Linked DNA regions of Mus musculus: region 1 is linked to region 2. A link is a loop called in an ENCODE intact Hi-C map of the cell type or tissue named here. Cell type or tissue: left cerebral cortex. All regions are shown on one strand. Each heading gives the region's core, and the rest is flanking DNA. Links, peaks and the distances in the headings are about the cores only.

Region 1 (9,360 bases), core at 436-8,435, 76 kb after region 2:
CATGTGTGTGTGTGTGTGTGTGTGTGTGTGTGTGTGTGTGTGCATGTGCCCCACAGGCCCCACAAGCGTCCTTTGAAGAAAACATTCACAATCTCAAATATAGACTTCTTATGGATCTGTGATTTGAACCAAATGACCAACAAACCCTCAAAGGTGATAAAACCTTAATGCAAGAGTACACACCTCATAGAATTAAGGAAAATGAATTAACAAAGGGATAAAGAGCTAGTGGGGAGGGCTGGAAGGATAACAGAATCTTATTACAAAATGATGGTTAAGGTGGTTGATAACAGCTGCTTAGCTGCCTGAGCAGAAGGTCAGTTGCAGCTCCCTGTATGTTCCTTCATCATAAGGTATTTTTATATTAAAGATGCTTTTATTCCACGAGGAGAACTTTCTGGGGTGGGGTATTGTCCTTTGTTTATGGCTTAGGCCATGAGAGAAAACAAAGGGAAGGAGAAAATTTCCAGTAAAAGAGGCATGGCACAGGTACTTCTGCTATAGGGTTTGGCTTTATGAAAGAAGTTTGGGGAACCACAGGATAGATACTCTTAAGACCAACCCATGGCCTTTTGTGCCTATTGGACTCATCTTTTTATTCTCCTTTGAGGTAAAAGTCAAAAACATAATATTGCCCTGGGAAGTAAATGCAGACAAAAGATGTAAGCTCCAAGCCTTGCCATGTGTTAGCATTTCACAATGGTATTTTGTGAAGCCTCAGGATTTCTACTTTGATGCAGTTACCACAACCTAGAACTCGAGGAAACGTCTAGTATCCCTAGCACCATTCAATGCAAAGTTCAATCCATGACCAAACTCAGTAGGCCATGCAAGTTTCACTTTCATGATCAAGACTTAGACTGAGAGTGCTGGGAAGATGGCTCAGTGTCTAAGGCACCTGCTGCCAACCTTAAAAACCTAAGTCTGATCCTCAAAATCTGCGCAGTAAAAGAGAGGACTGACTCTCAGAAGTTGTTATTTGAACTCCGCAGATATGCCAGCGCACACGTGCACGCGCGCGCGCGCGCACACACACACACACACACACACACACACACACAGACAGACAGAGAGACAGAGACAGATTTAATTTTAAATGTTAATTAAAAAATAATCAGACTAAAAGTTAGGTACCTCTAGGGATGATATCTCCCCCCCCAACCTATATTTTGTCTCATGTTTGCATACTGCATGAAATGTAATTGTTATTCATTGTTGTCCTCATTTGGAATAGAGAGAGAAGATTCCACAAGCAATGCATGAATAATTTTACTCTCAGTCTCTTAGTGAACAGCTGTGAATATTGCCACAATCAGATAAATGAACGGGGTGCTGGATCAAGGAACAAACTGGAAAAACCAACTCTGGGTTACTAGGCTAATACCAGGTGTTTCTCACCCACTTCCCAGACGATTCCCAACCATAAAACTACTTTTGTTGCTACTTCATAACTAGTTTTGCTACTGTTATGAATTGTAATGCAGATAACTGATACAACCACTGCTTTAACACAATAGAAAGCTATACCAAGACTCATAAAAAATGGTTTCAGAAAGGTTAGATTTTAATAGAATTGTGAACAACAAACAACACTAAAAAAATGGCACAAAGATATTATATTATTTTTTCAGAAACATGCTCCACATTTCTTAGCCCCATCACCTGACAGAATTAAAAGTTAAGCTGACTTACTAATGTTAGGGCACTGGGTATAACATTATTCTTATTATAGAACTATAGGTGCAATAGCTTTTGACAATTATGGATTGGTGTTTCTATCATGGATGAGAAGAATACAGACTCTGAAAGGCTCAAAATGACTGATGAGAAACATTGGGAATCAACCTGAGACTTTAAGGTTACAACAGTCTGAGCTCAGAAGGACCTTTCTCTCATTTAGAGAAATGTCCAAAACCAGAAAATTATATAATAACTTCAGTAGAAACTGGTTCTTATATGCAAGGTGAATTCATTAAGGATATAAGTTTTAAATGACATAATAAAAGCACTCAACTTCTGCATATTCAATACATAGCTTAGTATTTAACATTTGGGTATTAAAAAACACCAAATCAACATAGTACCTAAGGTCTACTTTAGTTACTATTACCCTGGCAGGGGAGCCAACAAGACAATAACAGCAGTCTTGATGGAAAGAAAGGAGATTTCCTTGGATTTGAAACTATTTTGCAAGACTGGGAATTGGAGATTATAATATTTGGCAGTTTCACACTCCTATTATGGCACAGATCAGTACACAGATAAAACCGATTTTTCATATAAATACTACAATGAGGAGCAACCTGTGGGAAAAGGGTGATCCAGTGACAGTCTACAAGTAATGAACATTACTCTACAGTTACAAGATCACTACATGCGCCCTTGGAGTGTCAGCACATCCACATTCATTTCATTGGTAACAAACAACTATGGAATTCTGCCAAACAAATTGGAGGGGTCCAGAATGATTGAATGTAGCAAAGATGACAAGCAGATTAGCATCAAGATGCTAGCCTGGAGTTTTCAAACAAGCAATTAGTACATTGAGAACATTTTGTAATTTCTTATTTGTTTTTACAAAGGAGAAATCAGGTTGCAATTGAAATCATTTTGCCTGACATGAGAACTCGGGAGGATTTAATGCCACCATTCCCTCACCTGGTGAAATTCATGCAAATCAAATCAAACTAGTAAGCAACCATTTCTGTGTACTTCCACATCTGCCTGTAACACATGCACATTTAGTAATTGGATCTCAAGGACATCACACACTTGCCTGACCATGCAACCTGACTAACAATGAATGATCATTCCTGAAAAGAATCATTTGGAAGCATGGCAGATGTCTATGGGGATATGAACATTTTAATGATCAAAATTAAGGGGAAATGGGAGCTAGGTCACACAGTCTGGTTATTTTAATTGAAACACAGTCTTCCAAATTTACTGAACAGAATGCTTAAATACTCCTGGAAGTTCATCTACACACATAGGAAAGCAAAAGACACTCATGGCAGTGAAAATGAGCAATCTCTGTCTTAACAGTTAAGAAAAGCCCTCGAAAGCCTTGATCATGCGATCCATTCCTAGAAGCCTGGTAAGCAGGCTGCAAACAAAACCGGTTAAGAGCCCTTAGAGCACCACTCAAGGTTCTAACAAACAGACCCCCTTGAATACCCACCAACGGACTGCACTCTAGTTCTTGTTGAAGAAGCATCGCTGTAGGTAGAGGATAAGCTTCCACAAAAATGATAGACAGGCCACTGAGACCAGGTGGCGTGTGGCAGGCAGAGCTGGAGCGGTCCTGTGTGAGTGTGTGTGTGTCTGTGAGAGAGTCGACAGTGAAATACAACAGGAAAATCGGTCCAACAATTCCAGGAAGGCCAGCTCCACCTCATCCACTCTGCCAGGGTTGCCTGAGTTGAAGAAATCAACTGCCTTTTCCATGGCCCCCACTGTGACTTCCCTGTCCCCTAGCCTGGTCAGTGCTCAGCTGAAACAAAATGAAAAGGCAGCTCAGGTCAGGGTAAGACCCACTGCCTTGACAAGAAGCGCGATGACTGGGAACTGAGATAGGCACTCTTCCTGCTTCCGATGACTGCATGCTGTCTGAAGTCAGAAGCAAACATATCAGCTCTCCATACTGCATGCAAGAGAAAGGAGAAGCTGGGGGCTTACTCTGGTTGTGCAGTATGCAACCTGCAGCAACTACGTTTGTGGTACTACAACACTTCATGGTGACCAGAAGTCAGAAACTTGATAGTTCCTATACCTCGCATCCTTTAAACACTCTACTGAGCACATTATCTTGTTATGTTCTGGATGCTAGTTCATGTTAAAAATAATATGCTCATTATTTTGTTTCGTTAGCCTCAGAATTTAAGTTTCAATTCTGAAAGAAGTTAGTTTTCAGTTGACATTAGGAGGAAAAATGCCTTGTATCTACACTAAACCATTCATATTTTCTTCCAAAAAGTCTTGTTCATTACAGTGGATCATCTTAATATACAACATGTATCTGTATCAATTATGCACATATTATCATACATCACACATATAATCACCTCAAAAGAATGCTATGTGTAAATAGTCTTCTATGAGTTTCCATGGGGAGTGGTTCCAGAGCACCCCCACTAAAAATATCAATACCTATGGATGTCCAAGTTTGTTATGCAAAATGGCATGACATTTGCATATATACATATCCTCTCACATATTTAAAATAATCCAGAATTACCTATATCTAACACAATGTTATGGTAAATTATTTGGAAAAAAGTGACAAGAGCAGTCTATACATGATCAGTACAGACACAACACATTTCACATGTTTTTCATTTGGACTTGGTTGAAATCTATGACTACAGAACTCACAGGATGTTGCATCTAACATACTACATACAAATATAATACCATAGGTATATACAGACTACAAAAAAGTCCATAAATTGTCCCCAAACTTGATGTTACTCTTCAGAACTGGTCCCCAGAATGGCACCAAAAAAAAAAAAAAAAAAAAAAAAAAAGAGGGTGAACTGAGAATAGAAAGTAATCCTTTAAAATGAAGAAAGGGAGATAGATTTTCTAAGAGGAAGAAGAAAATTTGTCCTGCACTGCAGTTATTTGAAGGATATGGCTTATCATTATATATGACAAGAAACTGCAACTACAGTACATTACCAGGAAAGTGTGCAAACAATTCTGCATGATCCCGTTCATCCTGTAGACAGTTGGGCTCCAGCAAAGGTGATTAAGGAGCATGCAAGATAAGGGGGAAGCTGGGGGCACACTCTGCTTGTGCAGTGTGCAAGCTACAGCACCTGCATTTATGGCAGTACAAAACTTCATGGTGAACAAGAGCACATTTCATAGGACATAAAAGATGCAGGGTATGATATTCTTGCTCAATGTCTTCCCAAATCATACTTTCACTTACCTATTAACAATACAGGCGTTAGTCAATTCTAAAACAGATGATTTCTGTAAGACATTCATGTGGTCCACCAAAGACACACATTTGTATTTATCAAATGGAAAGTTAAATAAATTTTCATCGATGTTTTATTTAACTAGCCTCTGTGAACATAACATTAAAATTATCATTTATTATTTAACTTGTCTTTATTCTGGCACTGTGACGGGAAAATCAGCCTAAGTGGCTCAAGTTGAAACATCAGGAAACACAAAATTTACTCCACCCATGAAAAGACAATGGTAAACAACAACAAAGCAGTCTGTAATATTTTCAAGTTCATAACTTGTTAGTCTTTAGTTGAGATTTCTAACAATCAAAGGGTCTCAAATATTTCATGTTTTATATATTATGGTTTATTTTAAGAAACAAAGCATCCTGGGTGTTTTCTTTTTTTTTTCTTTTAAAAACAAATAAACAAGCCTAGTCTTGCTTTGTAGTCAAGGCTGGCCTGGAATTTATGATCTTAATTCCTCAGCCTCCAAGCACTAGGATTAAAAGTGTGTGTTACCATACCCAGCTAAACCAATTCAGTTTTAAAGGCAAATCAAATATATTTTATATTACATTGTAAATGACTGATGTTTTTTACTCTAGACTTTTCTGGATTTCATATAAGAATTTGGGTCTGACAATAGTAACAGGCTACAAAGAGAAAGAAGACAGGACAGATCTCAACTTGTCTCCTAGCAGGAGGCCTCTGATTGAAACTTCAGATTAGTGTAGTCACATCATGGTGGTGGCAAAAAATCAAAGCTAATTTCTTCCAAACCATCCACAGGTGAAGAACACATGATCCTTCCTTCCCCGAGTGCTTTTCCATCCATATTTATATTTGAGTAGACATTTATACATATATCCATAAAACTCTAAGTCCTATAAAACCCTGGGTGTGTATATAATAGAATCAGTATTTGTATATGTGTATAGAGGTATATACATTGATACACATACATATACAAAAGCACCCTTTAAAAATTACTTGAACTTGTTAACAACATTCATTCTCTGTAAGTCTCCCAGTTTGTTTATGCCTACTAAATTACAGAAATTCTTTGTTCTCTGCAAAGACAGAAACCTGTAGGTAATGGTTACTTATCCAAAAATGCCACAGGGCTTAAATCTGTCTAAGTTACTTGACACTTGGACAGGATTTTTGTAAGTAGATTGAATCATAGAAAAGTCCTTATTACTTTGAGACAAGTTTATTTTTATTTTTTACTTTGTCTATATAATACTCCTCTAGGAAGCTGACTTCTTCCCAGTTATCCCCTAAAATGTTCAGGTTGTTTTGTGAACAATGAACAGGTAAGTAAGTGAGCATATCCGTCTGTCATGCTCACGCACATAAAGAATACAATCGATCCCTGTTGTATGGGCAGATGGGGAAAGTATCTAATATGATAATGCCTTTCACACACACACAAACACACACACACACACACACACACACACACCAATAGTGCTTTTCTGGGCAGGTAATATGGCTCAGACTGTAGGATCACTTGCTGCTAAATCTGAGGACTTGAGTAGAATCCCTGGTTTCTACATGGTAGAAAGAGAGAACTGACTTGTCCCCTGATCTCCCTGACCTGCACCATGGCATAAGAGTGTTCATCCTCGTCATATACACTAATACAACCCCCCCCCCCACACACACAGAGGAGAGAGGGGAGAGAGAGAGAGAGAGGTAATTATAAAAAGAAAACCACTTTACCCACTCAACTTCATAGTTAGCCACACACAAAATACCAAAAGAGGAGTGATTCTTTTGTTCTCAATTGTTATTGTAAAGCACCACATGAAAGACCAGAAATGATGGGAACATGGCAATGAAAAGGGTAACAGCTCTGACGAATGAAAACAGGATATTAAGAACAGTATCAGGACTGTCTGTCCAGAACAAAAGCCAGAGGGAGAATTTTCAGAGAAATTCAAGCAAAAACACTTTTTTGCCACATTGAAATGCCAGTGGATAAACTATAACTTTTCAGGGAATCATAGATGTTTACATCTGGGGCAATAAAACTGGGTTACCATTAAAATACACACATAGACATTTGTTTTAAAGTATCATAAAATTAAAACAGCTTCCAAATCTCATAAAAATCTCCTTCCTTTGAAACCGTATTCTACTTCCTGCTATTTCTAGAACTGTTTTACCCTATATAGACTAAGATGCTCACTTTAACAAATAGCTGAGTGTTAAGAAAATTAAAATTTTTGCCAAAAAATGACTCTCTTCACAGTATGTCCTTAACTTTGTGTATGTGTGGAAACATCTCTTTTTCTCTGTCTCTGTTTCTCTTTCTCTGTCTCTGTGTGTATGTGTGTATTTCTGTGTGTGTGAGCGTATGAGTGTATGCATACCTATATGTGAGGGAGGACATGTGAAGGACAGAGGTTGATGTTAGATATGATGTTTGACTAAATGTCTCTCACCTAACATGGAGCTTGCTGGCTGGCCATTTAGCTACAAGGATTCACTTGCGTTTGTCTCCACAGCACTGGGATTATAGATGTCTTTTTATGTGGTTTCTGGGAATCCAAACTCAGATCATCATACTTACCCAGCCAAGGTTTTGACAAGCCCCCGTTAGAATTCCCAGGGAAACCGAGCAATGAGCACTGTATTGAGAAACACTCAAAGCAACTAAAACAGTCAAAGTAGTGAAAAGTTTCCAAAAGCTGTCAATGTGATTGATGACTTATTTAGTAAGACATAATTCGAGTTGAATTAACTTACTGGACTTAACATATTATTCATTATTATTATCACTGCAGTCTCTAAGCTAAATGGGTTCTGAAATGTAAGTTTTGCATGGCATTAGAAATCTCCATCTTTTTTTCATTTGTCTAGATTCTGCTGTTGTTCACCTTGTTTCTCTTTCCCACACTGCCCTTGCTGTTTCAAATAGAACTAAGAAACTGCTTTGTCTCTGTTGTACTTTCAGAAAACTTGGGGCTAACCCTTAAACTTAGAGGACCCAAGTTCCCCTAGTCTTTTGAGTCAGTCCCATCAATGTGACACAATAGAAAAGAATGTATACCTTGAAAGCAGATAACCCTGAGGTCAAACCTGGACTCTGGCATTTCCTTGCAAAGGCAGATAAGGACCTGGTACTCTACCTCTCTTATCCAGTCTGTTTCCTACTAAATGAGGGTGAGAGAACTGTCACAGTCTGTTGGAGATCAAGTGAGGCGACGTTTCAAAACTGTCATTATGTTGTCCTTTGTCCCCTCTCGTCCTTAATTAATTCTCTCATTCATCACTAAATAATTTCTTTATCTATATTTTTTCCTTAGGAACCTTTTCAAGCTATTTTGGGAAGCAGGAAGGATACCAATCCATGTAGTTATTTATTAATCTTCACGAAGTATCTTATATCAAGGAATGATCTGAGATTAATAATTTAACATTCTTTCTTAAAAACAACTAATTTTAAGTATTTATTGTTTGTGGTTATACCATAAAGGGAGGGTCGTCTAAGGAGACTACAAGCAGCTGTTGGATTCCCCCGAACTGGAGTTACAGGCAAATATGAATTGCCAGGTGTAGGTGATAGCATCCAAATTCAGGTCCTCTGGAAAGGCAGGGAGAATTCCTAATATCACTCCAACCTCTGAATTAACATTTCCGTTTTTAACAAAAATGACCATTTAATAATAGTTTTATGTAGACAATTTTGCATATATCCTAAACTTCAGTACAAATCTGTGGTCATTACAATGGTATTTCCCACAAAGACCCCCAGGCTGCATTCTTTGCTTCCCTTTGTCTATCAGTTGCTAGGAATTTTACTTTGCAGGAAACAAGAGACCCTAGCATGGACAGTACCCATGAGCCTAGTGAGAGCAGACCAATATCAGACTTTTTATCTTTATAAGCTAATCCGTCAGCCTTCAGGTTACATGGATGCTGACAGAAAGCATGAGAGCCTTGAATTAGAGATTTGATAAAGCAGTTTTCAAGGCACAACAAATGGTATATGCTTCATAGTCTTGCTTCAAGTTTTCCCCAAGTCTCATTCAGTGTACCAGATGCACACAGTAGGGTTCACCACAGCTCAGCAACCCAAAACTTAAGAAACCTGAATCTTGTATTATGAGATATAAGAATGCTTTCCAAGCCTTGGGGAAAGATAACTATCTCTATTCTGTGAGACTTTCTTGTATATAAGCAGCTTAAAAATAGTAACACTCAAGAGTTACACAAATCTGAGCAATCTGTGGAGACTCATTTGTCAGCACACATGGTTCCGGTCTCCACCTGTGGGGCAGACTAACAGTAGCAAATAGAAATCAGGTTATCAGTGGACTTCCTAGCAGTTACAGTATATGCAGACTCTCACATGACATTAAACAATCCGTAAGTCAAGGAAGTCCAC
Region 2 (9,360 bases), core at 921-8,920:
TGAGTGAGTGTCTGAGGCAGGGGGATGACATGAGTGACTGCTGCGGGTGAGGCACGGATAGGACCGCGACTAACTGTGAGGCAGGGGAATGATGCTGAGTGACTGTCTGAGGCAGGGGGATGACATGAGTGACTGCTGTGGGTGAGGCACGGGTAGCACAGCGAGTAACTGTGAGGCAGGGGGATGACGCTGAGTGACTGTCTGAGGCAGGTGGATGACTGTGAGTGATTTTCTGATGCAGGGGATGACTGTGAGTGATTTTCTGAGGCAGGGGGATCGCTGTGAGTGATTTGTGCTGATTGAATGTGTGAGGCAGGGGCATGAAAATGAGGCAGGAGATGAAGCTGAGTGAATGTATGAAGCAGGGATTTAACTGTGAGTGAGTTTCTGAGGCAGGGGGATGACTGTGAGTGTGTTTCTGACATAGGGGGATGATCCTGAGTGACTGTGTGACACAGGAGATGGACCCTGAGAGGCTGTATGAGGCAGGGGGATAACAGTGAGTGATTTTCTGAAGCAGGGGTTTAACTGTGAGTGTGTTTCTAAGGCAGGAGGATAACTGTGAGTGATTTTCTGAGGCAGAGGAATGACTGTGAGTCATTTTCTAAGGCAGGGGATGACTGTAAGTGATTTTCTGAGGCAGGGGGATGGTTGTGAGTGATTTTCTGAGGCAGTGAGATGGCTGTGAGTGATTTTCTGAGGCAGGGGGATGGTAGAGAGTTTCTGTGTGAAGCAGGGGGATGACTGTGAGTGATTTTCTAAGGCAGGGGATGACTGTAAGTGATTTGTGCTGATTGAATGTGTGAGGCAGGGGCATGAAAATGAGGCAGGAGATGAAGCTGAGTGAATGTATGAAGCAGGGATTTAACTGTGAGTGAGTTTCTGAGGCAGGGGGATGACTGTTAGTGTGTTTCTGAGGTAGGGCTTTGATCCTGATTGACTGTGTGACACAGGAGATGGACCCTGAGAGGCTGTATGAGGCAGGGGGATAACAGTGAGTGATTTTCTGAAGCAGGGGTTTAACTGTGAGTGAGTTTCTAAGGCAGGAGGATGACTGTGAGTGATTTTCTGAGGCAGAGGAATGACTGTGAGTCATTTTCTAAGGCAGGGGGATGGCTGTGAGTGACTGTGTGAGTCGGGGGGATGATGCTGAGTGAGTGTGTGAGGCGGGGGAATGATGCTGAGTGATTTTCTGAGGCAGGGGGGTGACTGTAAGTGATTTTTTGAAGCAGGGAGATGACTGTGAGTGATTTTCTGAGGCAGGGGCATGACTGTGAGGGATTTTCTGAGGCAGGGGGATGACAGAGAGTGATTTTCTGAGGCAGGGGGATGACTGTGAGTGATTTTCTGAGGCAGGGGGATGACAGTGAGTGATTTTCTGACACAGGGAAATGAAGCTGAGTAACTGTGGGGCAGGGGGATGTGGCTGTGTGACTGTGGGATGCAGGGGAATGACTGTGTGTGATTTTCTGGGGCAGGGGGATGAATGTGAGTGTGTTTCTGAGGCAGGGGAATGACTTTGAGTGATTTTCTGAGGCAGGGGGATCCCTGTGAGTTATTTTCTGAGGCAGGAGCATGATGCTGAGTGAGTATGTAAGGCAGGGGAATGATGTTGAGTGATTTTCTGAGGCAGGGGGTTGACTGTAAGTGATTTTCTGACGCAGGGGCTGACTGTGAGTGAATTTCTGAGGCAGGGGGCTGACTGTGAGTGAATTTCTCAGGCAGGGGGATGACTGTGAGTGTGTTTCTGACGTAGGGGGATGACTGTGAGTGGCTGTGTGACACAGGAGATTGACCCTGAGAGGCTGTGTGAGGCAGGGGGATGAAGCTGAGTGACTGTCTGAGGCAGGGGGATGACGCTGAGTGAGTGTCTGAGGCAGGGGGATGAAGCTGAGTGACTGTCTGAGGCAGGGGGATGACGCTGAGTGACTGTCTGAGGCAGGGGGATGACTGTGAGTGGCCGCTGCGTGCCGCCACCGTCTCCGGGAGCCCCCGCGTGAGCGAGTCCGTCCCCCGGTGTCTGGAAGCGCGTCCTCCATGTCCGTCCCCCTCCCCGGCTCGTCCCGTCTCTGCCCCCCCTTCCGCACGGTTCTCTGAGCCTCGAGAGGAGGACGGGCGGCGGCCACGGAGACGTCTCCTCAGCACCCCGCGCTCCCCAGTCTCTCCCTCCGCCGCGCCTGGTCAGGTTGCGGGGGGCCAGGGGGTGACTGTAAGTGATTCTCTGAGGCAGGGGGATGACTGTGAGTGTGTTTCTGAGGCAGGGGGATGACTGTGAGTGTGTTTCTGAGGCAGGGGGATGACTGTGAGTGTGTTTCTGAGGCAGGGGGATGACTGTGAGTGTGTTTCTGAGGCAGGGGGATGACTGTGAGTGAGTTCCCGAGGCAGGGGGATGACTGTTAGTGTGTTTCTGACGTAGGGGTTTGATGCTGAGTGGCTGTGTGACACAGGAGATTGACCCTGAGAGGCTGTGTGAGGCAGGGGGATGACTGTGAGTGAATTTCTGAGACAGGGGGATGACAGTGAGTGATTTTCTGAGGCAGGGGGATGACTGTGAGTGACTGTGTGAGGCAGGTGGATGGCACTGATTGTGTGTGTGAGGCAAGGGGATGACTGTCAGTGAATTTCTGAGGCAGGGGGATGACTTTGAGTGACTGTGTGAGGCAGGGGGATGACTGTGAGTGATTTTCTGAGGCAGGGGAATGACAAGGAGTGATTTTCTGAGGCAGGGTGATCGCTGTGAGTGATTTTCTGAGGCAGGGGGTTGACTGTGAGTGAGTTTCTGAGGCAGGGCAGGGCATCGTGGTGCCCGGACATCATTAATCCCTGCACTCTGGAGTCAGAGGCAGGGGGATGACTGTGAGTGTGTTTCTGAGGTTGAGTGAGGGTGTGAGGCAGGGGCATGACGCTGTGTGAGGCAGGGGGTTGCCTGTAAGTTTCTGAGGCAGGGCAGGGCATCTTGGTACCCGGACGTCATTAATCCCAGCACTCGGGAGTCAGAGGCAGGGGGATGGCTGAGTTGGAGGCCAGCCTGGTCTACAGCCTGAGCTCCAGGACAGCCAGGGCTACACAGAGAAACCCTGTCTCGAAAAACCAAAAAACTTTCTGAGGCAGGGGGATGACTGTGAGTGTGTTTCTGAGGCAGGGGGATGACTGTGAGTGATTTTCTGACACAGGGGAATGGCAGTGAGTGATTTTCTGACACAGGGGGATGACTGTGAGTGTGTTTCTGAGGCAGGGGCATGACTGTGAGTGATTTTCTGAGGCAGGGTGATGACTGTGAGTGATTTTATGATGCTGGGGGATGAGTATGAGTGATTTTCTGAGGCAGGGGGCTGACTGTGAGTGATTTTCTGAGGCGGGGGGATCACTGTGAGTGAATTTCTGAGGCGGGGGGATCACTGTGAGTGAATTTCTGAGGCGGGGGGATCACTGTGGGTGAATGTCTGAGGCTCCCCTCCCCCCAGGCCGCTGGATGCCTGTGGGTGTCACAGCTGTGTGACTGTGTGAGGCAGGGGGATGACTGTGAGTGATTTTCTGAGGCAGGGGGATGCCTGTGTGTGATTTTCTGAGGCAGGGGCATGGTAGAGAGTTTCTGTGTGAAGCAGGGGGATGACTGTGAGTGATTTTCTAAGTCAGGGGGATGACTGTGAGTGATTTTCTGACGCAGGGGAATGACTGTGAGTGATTTTCTGACACAGGGAGATGAAGCTGAGTAACTGTGGGGCAGGGGGATGTTGATGTGTGACTGTGAGGCAGGGGGATGACTGTGAGTGATTTTCTGAGGCAGGGGGATGAATGTGAGTGATTTTCTGAGGCAGTGGAATGACTGTGAGTGAGTTTCTGAGGCGGGGGGATCACTGTGGGTGAATGTATAAGGCTGGGGCATGACTGCGAGTGAACGTCTGAGGCTCCCCTCCCCCCAGGCCGCTGGACGCCTCCATGACCCCCTGGCGGGAGCGGCTCTGTGTCTCCTCCCTGTCGCCATGGCAGGGATATGACCGCGATTAACTGTGAGGCAGGGGAATGAAGTGAAGTGACTGAGGCAGGGGGATGACTGTGATTGAATTTCTGAGGCAGGGGGATGACAGTGAGTGATTTTCTGAGGCAGGGGGATGACTGTGAGTGACTGTGTGAGGCAGGTGGATGGCACTGATTGTGTGTGTGAGGCCAGGCTATGACTATGATTGAATTTTTGAGGCAGGGGGATGACTTTGAGTGACTGTGTGAGGCAGGGGGATGACTGTGAGTGATTTTCTGAGGCAGGGGGGTGACTGTGGGTGATTTTCTGAGGCAGGGGGCTGACTGTGAGTGAATTTCTGAGGCGGGGGGATCACTGTGGGTGAATGTATGAGGCTGGGGGTTGACTGCGAGTGAATATCTGGGGCAGGGGGATGACCTGGATTGAATGTGTGAGGCAGGGGTAGGACGCTGAGTGACTGTGTGATGTAGGGCTATGACGCTGAGTGACTGTGAGGCAGGGGGATGATTCTAATTAATAGTATTAGGCAGGGGGTGATGCTGAGTGACTGTGTGAGGCAGGGGGATGACCGCGATTAACTGTGAGGCAGGGGAATGACGCTAAGTGACTGTCTGAGGCAGGGGGATGACTGTGAGTGGCTGCTGTGGGGGAGGGTCAGGTCCGCACACCCGCCGCAGCAGAGCCTGCTGGGAGCTCAGCCTCCGCACACACGGACGGACGGACAGACAGACAGACACACAGGCAGCCAGGCCTTCCAGGTCTGCGTGCCAGGGCTCAGAGCCCAGTGTCAATCACACTCGGGGCCCCGCCCACCCGGAATCCCCCAGGCAGCTGGGCCAACTGCCACCCTGTGGGAGTGGGGGAGAGGTCAGGCAGGGAGCTGGGCCGTCGCCATGGAGACGAGGGCCTGGGAGCCCCGCCCCGCCTGCCTGTCAGTCACCGAGGCTCCCTGGCTCCGCCCACCCGGAATCCCCCAGGCAGCCGGGCCAACTGCCACCCTGTGGGAGTGGGGGAGAGGTCAGGGGATGACGCTGAGTGACTGTGGGAGGCAGCGCATGACTGTGAGTGATTTTCTGAGGCAGGGAGATGACTGTGTCTGAGTCTCTGAGGCAGGGGGATGATGCTGATTGAATGTGTGAGGCAGGGGCCTGAAAATGAGGCAGGGGATTAAGCTGAGTGAATGTAGGATGCAGGGGTTTAAGTGTGAGTGCGTTTCTGAGGCAGGGGGATGACTGTGAGTGACTGTGGGAGGCAGCGCATGACTGTGATTGATTTTCTGAGGCAGGGAGATGACTGTGTCTGAGTCTCTGAGGCAGGGGGATGATGCTGATTGAATGTGTGAGGCAGGGGCCTGAAAATGAGGCAGGGGATGAAGCTGAGTGAATGTCGGAATGACAGCATAAGAAAAATATAAAAATATTTCCACGTCGCTGCTTCTCCTTTATTCTCCCCCCCCACCCCCCCCCCCCGCGCACACCACCGACATCGGACCCGGATGACAAAACGAATCCCCACCCTCCCGACCCCGACCCCTAACCCCAGCCCAACGATGTGATAAAAACAGAAACGATGGCTGACATGGGATGTTTGGCCCGGGGTTCACCCACACGCAAACAGCAGGCGAGTGACATAAAAAAATAATCATGTTGGGGAAAAACCCATGTGTTTGTTTTCCCTTGTGGTGGTGACATCCAACCTGGGCGGGTGACCCCCAAGCACCGGCCCGACCCAGGGGGGTCAGGCCACAGAAGAACAAGTGCAACGTGTGAAAAAACTGTGCCTACGGTTCACACATACGCAAACAGCGACGAGCAGTCAATGACAGTCTAAGAAAACTATAAAAAAGAATTTCCGTGTCGCCGGTCACGACCGCCGCATTCTCCTCTGTCACCACCGGGTGGCGACAGAGAGCACGCCGGGAAAAACCTCCGCTCCGGGAGTCCTCCCAGGGGTCGGAGTCTGCGAGGGGAAAGCGACGAGGAGGGGACAGACGCCCGAGATCGACTCCAGATGAGGCCAGATGTCTTCCGGGGTGGCAGAATCGAGAACGTGACGAGAAGCGCTGTTTTCCAAACGTTTCTCTTGCTGGCGTCGTCGTCGTCGAGACGTTCTCACAAATTTTCAGAGGAAAATGAAACATTTTCCACCGAGGTGTCCGTGTTTAAGATGTGAAGTCGTTTTAAGTCGCTATCAAAATATTCATCTGGGTATCAATGATACAGTCACAGCTGAAATGTCTCCACTCACATCGGAGTGAGGAAGCCCGCGGGCTTCCTTATTAGGCTCAAGACGGCTTCTGCTTTAGCCGTCTATCCGGTTCTTCTAAGCGGTCGTGCCCAGCCTGGCCTCAGTATGGAATAGAATTTTCTGAAGCAGGGGGATGACCCTGAGTGACCGTGTGAGACAGGGGGATGACTGTGAGTGATTTTCTGAGGCAGGGGGATGACCCTGAGTGACCGTGTGAGGCAGGGGGATGACTGTGAGTGATTTTCTGAGGCAGGGGGATGACTGTGAGTGATTTTCTGAGGCGGGGGGATGACTGTGAATGATTTTCTGAGGCAGGGGGATGACCCTGAGTGACCGTGTGAGGCAGGGGGATGACCCTGAGTGACCGTGTGAGACAGGGGGATGACTGTGAGTGATTTTCTGAGGCAGGGGGTGACTGTGAGTGATTTTATGATGCTGGGGGATGAGTATGAGTGATTTTCTGAGGCAGTGGGATGACTGTGAGTGATTTTCTGAGGCAGAAGGATGACTGTGAGTGATTTTCTGAAGCGGGGGTGATCACTGTGAATGATTTTCTGAGGCAGGGGGATGATTGTGAGTGATTTTCTGAGGCAGGGGGATGACCCTGAGTGACCGTGTGAGGCAGGGGGATGACTGTGAGTGATTTTCTGGACAGATTGGGGAAGATGTCACGACGCTCTGGAAGCCTGAGTTTCTCGACCCCATAAACAGCGGCCTCCACCTGTGTCCCTCCCCGGGGCCGCTGTGGGGCCGGGTCCCTCAAGGTCGCTGCTCCGTACAGTCCAGATGGTCCGGGATGGGCAGACCCGTGACGATGGTCAGACACTTGTTCCACACGGTGAAGGTGGGGCACACGGGCTGCGCGAGCGCCGCGTGGAAGGTGTGGAGGTGGACGGAGCTCAGAGCGTCGTAGAAGGCGATGGAGCCGTTGTCGTAGTCCAGCAGGACGCCGACGCGCCTGAGGTGAGGGGCCGGCGCGATGGGGGTCTCCTTGCCGTCGTGTCGCACCGCCCAGTGGTTGTGGCAGCGGCAGAGGGCCCAGGACGCCGCGTTCTTCCCGATCCACTCGTGTTTCGGCGCCGATCTGTACGCCAGGCCGATGGCGTACCTGCCGAGAAAAAAAAGAAAATCACATCGCCTGTCGGTGAGATTTGCTCGTGGTCCACAGGTGTTTTCTTTTTAAAGTGATCCTTTATTGGCGATCACACTCCCTTTAAGTCTTTACGTCTAAATATGTCTGTCTGTCCTTCCTAAACACATTAGAGGTGGACGGCGGCCGGTGTGTCGACCGACCTTCTGGTCTGCAGCTTAAGTGTCACCAGAGAATCTCGATTTTCCATTCCTTCACTGCCCCGTTTCTCTCCTGTGCATGCCCGTGCAGACGGGTGGACAGACAGACAGACAGAGGGACGGACAGATAGACAAAAGATGGACAGACAGATGGACAGAAGAGCAGACAGACTGATGGACAGAAACAGACAGAGAGAAGGGCAGACAGGTAGACGGATGGGCAGACAGACAGACAGAGGGACGGACAGATAGACAAAAGATGGACAGACAGATGGACAGAAGAGCAGACAGACTGATGGCCAGAAACAGACAGAGAGAAGGGCAGACAGGTAGACGGATGGACAGACAGACAGACAGAGGGACGGACAGATAGACAAAAGATGGACAGACAGATGGACAGAAGAGCAGACAGACCGATGGACAGAAACAGACAGAGAGAAGGGCAGACAGGTAGACGGATGGACAGACAGACAGACAGAGGGACGGACAGATAGACAAAAGATGGACAGACAGATGGACAGAAGAGCAGACAGACTGATGGACAGAAACAGACAGAGAGAAGGGCAGACAGGCAGACGGGCGGACAGACAGACAGACAGAGGGACGGACAGATAGACAAAAGATGGAGAGACAGATGGACAGAAGAGCAGACAGACTGATGGACAGAAACAGACAGAGAGAAGGGCAGACAGGCAGACGGGCGGACAGACAGACAGACAGACAGAGGGATGGACAGATAGACAAAAGATGGACAGACAGATGGACAGAAGAGCAGACAGACTGATGGACAGAAACAGACAGAGAGAAGGGCAGACAGGTAGACGGATGGACAGACAGAGGACAGGTGGACAGATGGACAGAAGACAGATGGACACACAGGGACAGACAGACGGATCCAGACGGAGACGGCCTACCATGTGCTTCCGCTGGTGACCACTTCCCAGTAGTGACGGCCGCTGTCGATGAACACGTTGCCAGCCACTCCGTAGCTCCCCTGACCAGCGAAGCGCTCCGGCGCGTGACTCTTCTTAGAGGACGACTCGTCGCGCTCGACAGTCAGGTTGTCGTGGGACACCTTCAGCTTGCGATGAGCCGATTTGGGATCCAGTCTAAACGGCTGACCTGAAGGCGAGTTCACCAGAGAGAGAGACACCAAGAGCACGGTTGACTGGAAAGATGACAGGGAGCGTAACCTCATTTACATTTAAGAGTCTGAAACAAGGGCTGAAGGGAGAGAGCTGCCTAAATGCCGACAGCAACGCCTAGGTTCTCTATATTTGGATTTATTAATACACATAATAAGCAGAGTTGACATATTCTGGGTTCACACATATGCAAAGAGTGGTGAGCCATCAACGATAATAAAAGAAAAACGAACGTGCGCGTAGATGCTTTGAAAAAGAATCAACGCTCACGGAAACCAAAAACAAGTGTCCTTTGAAAAAAAGGAAAATCGAACGGTCACGACCACCGCATTCTCCTCTGTCACCACCGGGTGGCGACAGAGAGCACGCCGGGAAAAAACTTCCACCAAAGGGGTCGGATCTGCCTGCTTCATCCCGGCCAGGGTGAGGGGGAGCCGGCCAGGCTGGCGGATCCGACCCGGCGAGGCGGTCGCGTTTTCCATCGGTCGGTCCCCGGGAGGTTGTACTCTGTGAGATACAGGAAGTGCCTCCATTTTGGACAGGAAGTCGGGCCCAGGCGCTCATGGGAGCTGTAGTGCGTCTAGGGCCCAGCGCCGATCTCCGGGGCCACCCGGTGGCGAGAAACGCGCAAGTGCACCCCCGGTTCTCTGCCTCGCGGGGACGGATCTGGGACCCGAAGGCCCCAATTGAGAACCTCGA

The links. Peaks named below come from ENCODE experiments on the same cell type or tissue, not always from the same donor. Only the 100,000 strongest peaks of a DNase experiment are listed, where the experiment ranks them.
Region 1: a loop joins it to region 2, with 16 times the contacts of the local background. A loop is called at or near these places in 5 of 42 quality-filtered maps.

The regions. Positions count from the first base shown.
Region 1 is chrX:169,910,060-169,919,419 of GRCm38, reverse strand. The region is part of intron 1 of Mid1 (midline 1); the gene reads right to left. Among named protein-coding and RNA genes, the nearest start is that of Mid1, 35 kb to the right of the region's middle. In left cerebral cortex, for the core only: no CTCF peak of the experiment used is centred there; DNase peaks (open chromatin) are centred at 3,408, 4,730 and 7,485; H3K4me3 peaks cover 842 bases.
Region 2 is chrX:169,986,837-169,996,196 of GRCm38, reverse strand. Mid1 (midline 1) reads right to left here. Exons shown (of 10, transcript NM_001290505.1): 9 at 8,431-8,638; 10 at 5,399-7,334. The coding sequence ends at 6,986. Among named protein-coding and RNA genes, the nearest start is that of G530011O06Rik, 13 kb to the right of the region's middle. In left cerebral cortex, for the core only: a CTCF peak has its summit at 5,881 (motif pointing right); no DNase peak of the experiment used is centred there; H3K4me3 peaks cover 731 bases; H3K27ac peaks cover 1,452 bases.